Regions from separate parts of the Homo sapiens genome. Here region 1 is linked to region 2. The links are chromatin contacts, found by Hi-C or POLR2A ChIA-PET in ENCODE. All regions are on one chromosome and are shown on one strand. Each heading gives the region's core, a stretch centred on a gene start or an enhancer-like site at or near the end of the contact. The rest is flanking DNA. Distances are from core to core; before and after follow the strand shown.

Region 1 (2,700 bases), core at 109-2,608, 540 kb after region 2:
CCTCCAGGGGACCCAAGGGCTTTAGAGACTTCCAGGTGGGGAGGGGACAGAACCCCAGTCTCTGGCCTCCCAGTCCCAAATTCTTTCCCCCACACAGCCACATGCCTAAGAACAGGCCATGAGGTAACACTCCAGCAACGTGACAATAGTGAGGTTCCAGAGTTAGAATCAGTGACGCCATCGCTAGTCACCATGCTCCTCCGGAGTTTCTGAGATTCAAAGTTTCTAAGACTCCACTTTCTCTTCGTGTTCTGTGTCTTTTTCAGCCAACGAGGCTAGAAAATGATCTATTGCCCAAGCAGGCGCACGAGGATACGGCTGTCACAGCTGCCACACTGGCACCTCGTGGTCCCTTGAAGACCGCCCAGGGAAAGCCTCTAAGCGCTGCACCACCTCCTCACCCTCTCCCCTGGGTGGTGGCAGCAACAGCCTGAGCGTGTGCGCCCTCCTCCCCATCCTGATCCCACTCAAACCACAACCTCCCCTGACTCGCCCCAAATCCAGCCCTGTTGGCTCTTCCTTCACGTCCCACTTCCCACCCTCTCTACACGTTCTCGCCACATCCCACCCAAAGTCCACTCACTGGTCCCTGTTTACACCTCAGGGCCTTTGGTCAAGCTGTCTTCTCTGCCCAAAACTATCCTACTCATCCTTGGGGATCCAGCTGAAAGACCACCTTCCTGCGACGGCTACCCAGGGGCAGGAGGGAGAGAAGCACAGCCCGTGCCCCGTATGGCTCCCGCCCCCGCGGTCACAACCACCGCCCAGTGAGTGCCTAGAAGGCAGGCGGAGGCCCCGTTCTCCCCGTTAGGCCCAGCATCACCGCCCGGGGAGACGGGAAAGAGGGCAAGGCCGAAAAATGGACAGAAAAAGAATGCGGACGGCCGGGCCCGCGGCGCTCCGAGAATCGGAGGCATCCTCAGGCACGGTCCCTCCAGGAGACCGGGAAAGCGGGGCTCTGTCAGCCCCAAAGCCCCGACGGCGGCAGAAGGCTGGCCCGCTGCGAGCGTCCGGCGGCGCTGGGTCCCCGGCACCTGCCCCTGCCTGGGCGGGAAAGGCGCTCAGTCCGAGCCGCGCCCTCCCCACGCGCGCTCCCAGGCGCCCCGCGGGCCGCGCCCTCCTGCAGGTGCCGGGCGGGGAACGCGGGCCCCTCCCTCGGACCCCGGCTGCCCGGCCACTCCCCCGCGCCCGGCCCCGCCCGGCCCTGCAGGGCACCCGCGGCCGCGCGGCGACACCAGGGCGGGGCCCAGCCGCGCCCGCCCCGCCCCGCCCCGTCCCCGCCGCCCGGCGCCGCACCCGCCTCACCTCGCCCCGACCCGCCGCCACCGCCTCTTCCAGCTGGGAGGCCCCGCCGGAAGTGACGCCACCGCGGGCTGCACAGGCGCAGGCGCAGCGCGCTCTCACGTGACCGCCCGGCTGGCGGAGGGCGGGGGCGGCCGGGATTCCCGTGCGGGGTTGGGGCTCGTGGCGGAAGCTCCGGACCTCCCTGGCCCGAACGGTGAGCGCCGCCGGCCACTGGGAGCGGCCAGAGCCCAGTAATCAGGACACCACCACAGGGACCACGTGTGTAGACCCAGGCCCCCTCACCTGGGAGTCACGTTTATTGAAAAAGTAAAAAGTGTCACAGTAAAAAATTCACCTGGGGACAAAGCCAGGCCTAGGAGGGGTGGCGGGGTCGTGGAGGGACGGGTCCGGCCGCCCCTGGCCCACGGGTGGGGCACGTGCTGGCCCATGGGCGACGCGCGGCTTCTCCAGGGAGGCGGCCCTGGGCGCGGGGGCGGGCGGGCAAAGCTGGCTCAGTCCATCGTGGTCCCTTTGAAGAGCTCCACCAGCTCCTTGTAGTCCGGGTCGATGAGGTCGGAGGGCAGGTCGCCATCGTCGTTGGTTGCATCCCTGTCCGCTCCCAGGGAGATAAGGTACCTGGGGTGTAAAGGTCGCTCTGGCTGAAGCGGGGAGGAGCCAGGAGAGTGCTCGCCCCAACCCGGGTCAGAGGGCCAGAGTCCTGGGGTCACCTGTGTGTCCCCCACCTTGGGGTCCTAAGGTCCGGGTAGGGTGAGGAGGAAGAAACCTGACCCTTTGGAAGCTGTGGCCAGCTTTTCAAGTTGGTTCTATTGAGGACAAAGGCAGAAACAGGATTCCAGAAGCCTCTAGGGTTTGCAGGGTTCTTTTTTTGTTTTTTTTGTTTTTTGAGACAGAATTTCGCTCTTATCACCCAGGCTGGAGTGCAATGGCATGATCTCGACTCACGGCAACCTCCACTTCCCGGGTTCAAGTGATTCTCCTGCCTCAGCCTTGAGTAGCTGGGATTACAGGCGCGCGCCACCACGCGTGGCTAATTTTGTATTTTTAGTAGTGAGAGGGTTCTTGTCACGAACTCCTGACCTCAGGTGATCCGCCCACCTCGGCCTCCCAAAGTGCTGGGATTACAGGCGCAGGCGTGAGCCACCGCCCCCAGCCTCTAGGGTTCTTGCCGACACCACCCGGGCTACATTTTGGGGCTCCCATCCTGGGGACCCACTGAGGCCCGGAGGGGTCGGGTTCAAGCCTGTGTAGACCCAGGGCCCCCTCACCTGGCTATGTCAGGGTACCCATCGCTGCAGGCAATGTGCAGGGGTGTCCAGCCCGCCTCATCTCGCTGGTGAATGTCAGCCCCGTATTTGACCAGCAGCTTCACGCATTCCAGGTTTCCAGAGAGCACGG
Region 2 (2,714 bases), core at 147-2,646:
TTTCTTTCATGTGTTATTCAATGCTGGAATGACGCTAAACTTTTTGTATTTGAGATTTTTTCCAACTGTGGTAACGTCTGCACACATTAGATCAAATGTGCAGTTTTTTGTTTTTGTTTTTGAGACGGAGTCTCCCTCTGTCGCCCAGGCTGGAGTGCAATGGCGTGATCTCGGCTCACTGCAACCTTCGGCTCATTGAAACCTTCGCCTCCCAGGTTCAAGCTATTCTCCTGTCTCAGCCTCCCAAGTATCTGGGATTACAGGCATGTGCCACCACCCCCGGCTAATTTTTGTATTTTCAGTAGAGATGGGGTTTCAGCATGTTGGTCAGGCAGTTCTCGAACTCCTGACCTCAGGTGATCCACTCGCCTCGGCCTCCCAAAGTGCTGGGATTACAGGTGTGAGCCACCACCCCCTGCCAAATGTGCGGTTTTTGTGAAACGCAGATCTTAGGTGTATAACCTGGTGGATGTTTTTAATCACCTTGCAACCAAGGTCCCTATCTAGTGTCGAAGCCTGGGAGTGGTGAGTTGTGTGCTTCTGAAGACAGGTGCAGTTGGGTCAGAGTTTTTAAAAACACGATAAAATGTAAAAATACGGAGTCCCACCGTTCCCTTCCGATTCTGGAGGATCATTTTGCTTTGTTACACTTTGCTTCGGTATCGAGTTTTTGAGTGTGGGGAACTTTCCGGCCCGGGCTGACAAGGGCTGCCAGGGCCAACGCCGTGCGCTTCTCATCCACGGATTCTCTACGGGAACTGCGCCGGGACCCAGAGGGTCGCCCCGCCCGCGGCCGCCTGCACCCGCCCAGCGAAGCCCTGCCCCGGCGGGAACTTTAACCAGGACGACCCAGCCAGACGCCCCCTCTGCGGGGGAGGCGAGGGCGGTGATCTCCGGGCCCACCGGACTCACCTGTTTGAAGCAGAAGGGCATGGTGAGGACACTGACCCCTACGATGCTGTTCACGATGTTCGTGATCAGCCCCCAGTTGGAGGCGGCGGCCGCGGTCATAGTGAGAGGTCTAGGGGCCCGGGGCGAGAGGCCTCGGGGGTCGCCGGGCTGCGGCCGGCTTTGGAAGCCCAGCCCGAGGCCACGGTCACAGGTCCCAACGTCCGGGACGCCGGTGGGGAGGGGATGGGCAGCCTGAACACGGGAGCCTGAGCAGGCGCGGGCGCGGGCCCCAGAGGCTGCCTGGAGGAGGCAGCCTCGAAGGCCGGCTGCGGGGGCGAGGTCAACCTCCGGACCCCGCCAAGCCCTGCGGCCGCCTCAGGGCCATGCGTCCCTCGCTCGGCCTCGCGGGCCGCCTGTGAATCTCCGAGCCCAGACCCGGAAGAGCCGCAGAGCCAGCTAGGGACACCTCAGCCCAACTCAGCTGCCGCCGCGGCGCTCACACTTCCGCCTTCCACGGGCTCCGTTGCCCGGAAGTGACGGCCAGGGGGTAGGGTTTGGTGGGACGCGAGCCAATGAGAGGCGGGCCCGGAGGGGCGGGCGGAAACTGGGCCGGTGGGCACCTGAGGGTCTCGCAGCTGTCCGGTTCGCCAAGCTGGTCCAGCCGACCTGTGCCCGGGGCCCCAGTTCAACGAGCTGGAGGACAAGGGACTCGCCCCGCGAGGCCTCGGTTTGGATGGGCAGTCGCGGGCTGGAGAGAAGGGGAGGCGCTGTGCCTTCCGGGGAGGAGCGGGTTTAAGGGTTCCTTTTTGACCTTTATTCCCAGGACCGATTCTGGGGCGAGTGCTTGGCGCCAGGGCACGGGGGCGGGGGCCCTGACTGCCTCAGCCGAAAAATAGTCTGTTGTGAGGAATTAGCACCTAGGAGGTAGGAATGAAACGCTGGGCACAGAGAGGCTCGGCCACTCCGCTAAGGCCACACAGCTCCAAGGGGAGGCGGTGCCCTGCCGAACTGCGCCCAGATCAGTGGCAATGTTGAACTTCACCTTTTCACACGAAAAGAGCAAGGGACATTCCTGGAGGGGACAGGAGAGGTGGAGGCTTACATGAACAGGGAAACCCGGGAGGGCTTCCAGAAGGAGGTGGCTTCTAGGCTGGAGCTTGAAGGACAAATGAGAATTCCTCGGGTAGAAATGGAGACCGGGGAGAGGAGAGAACAGAGAAGGGTCCCGATAGATCTGTGGATTCCTGGCACCTAGCTGCTCACTCTGAGTCTAATGAATGAGCGCGTAGACCGAATGGCTGGGAAGCAGCAAGTGATTCCAGGCTGCTGGGGGAGGACGGCGGAGGAAAGGAGGCCGTGTCTGCAGCACCTGCAGGACCAGGTGTCTTAGAACAGAGGCCCGTTCCTCAGGCACTGGCAGTGCAGCCACCAAGTAAGGCTGTGCCCCACCTTCAGGAGAACAGGAGGAAATGCCTGGGTAAAGACTAATTAAATACGCAGGCAAAATAACAAATGCCTGCGTTCTTTTTTTTTTTTTTCTTCAGTCAGAGTCTTGCTCTGTCGCCCAGGCTGTATATGCAGTGGTGTGATCTTGGCTCACTGCAACCTCCACCTCCCAGGTTCAAGCTATTCTCATGCCTCAGCCTCCCAAGTAGCTGGAATTACAGGCTCCCGCCACCACACCCGGCTAATTTTTGTATTTTTAGTAGAGACCAGGTTTCACCATGGTGGCCAGGCTTGCCTCAAACTCCCGACCTCAGGTGATCCGCCCACCTCGGCCTCCCAAAGTGCTGGTATTACAGGCATGAGCCACCGCACCCAGC

Evidence for each region. Hi-C counts contacts between places; a loop is a spot of excess contacts on that map. ChIA-PET counts read pairs that join two places held with the same protein, here RNA polymerase II (POLR2A). Pooled maps may share reads with other maps.
Region 1: a loop to region 2 is called in a map with no recorded cell type, with 11 times the contacts of the local background. The contact joins the promoter of MCRIP1 here to the promoter of SLC38A10 in region 2. A Hi-C loop is called at or near these places in 1 of 37 single-sample maps with no recorded cell type and 5 of 50 pooled maps. POLR2A ChIA-PET finds 5 or more read pairs at or near these places in 2 of 52 experiments (A673 and Panc1).

The regions. Positions count from the first base shown.
Region 1 is chr17:81,831,933-81,834,632 of GRCh38, forward strand. It overlaps MCRIP1 (MAPK regulated corepressor interacting protein 1), which reads right to left and starts at 1,359. Exons shown (of 5, transcript NM_207368.5): 1 at 1,306-1,359. It overlaps PPP1R27 (protein phosphatase 1 regulatory subunit 27), which reads right to left. Exons shown (of 3, transcript NM_001007533.4): 2 at 2,571-2,700; 3 at 1,560-1,920. The coding sequence ends at 1,797. RefSeq lists enhancers at 1-336, 1,363-1,876, 2,390-2,700 and silencers at 978-1,537, 1,648-1,767.
Region 2 is chr17:81,293,911-81,296,624 of GRCh38, forward strand. It overlaps SLC38A10 (solute carrier family 38 member 10), which reads right to left and starts at 1,397. Exons shown (of 16, transcript NM_001037984.3): 1 at 913-1,397. The coding sequence starts at 1,011. RefSeq lists silencers at 873-942, 1,043-1,312 and an enhancer at 1,973-2,062.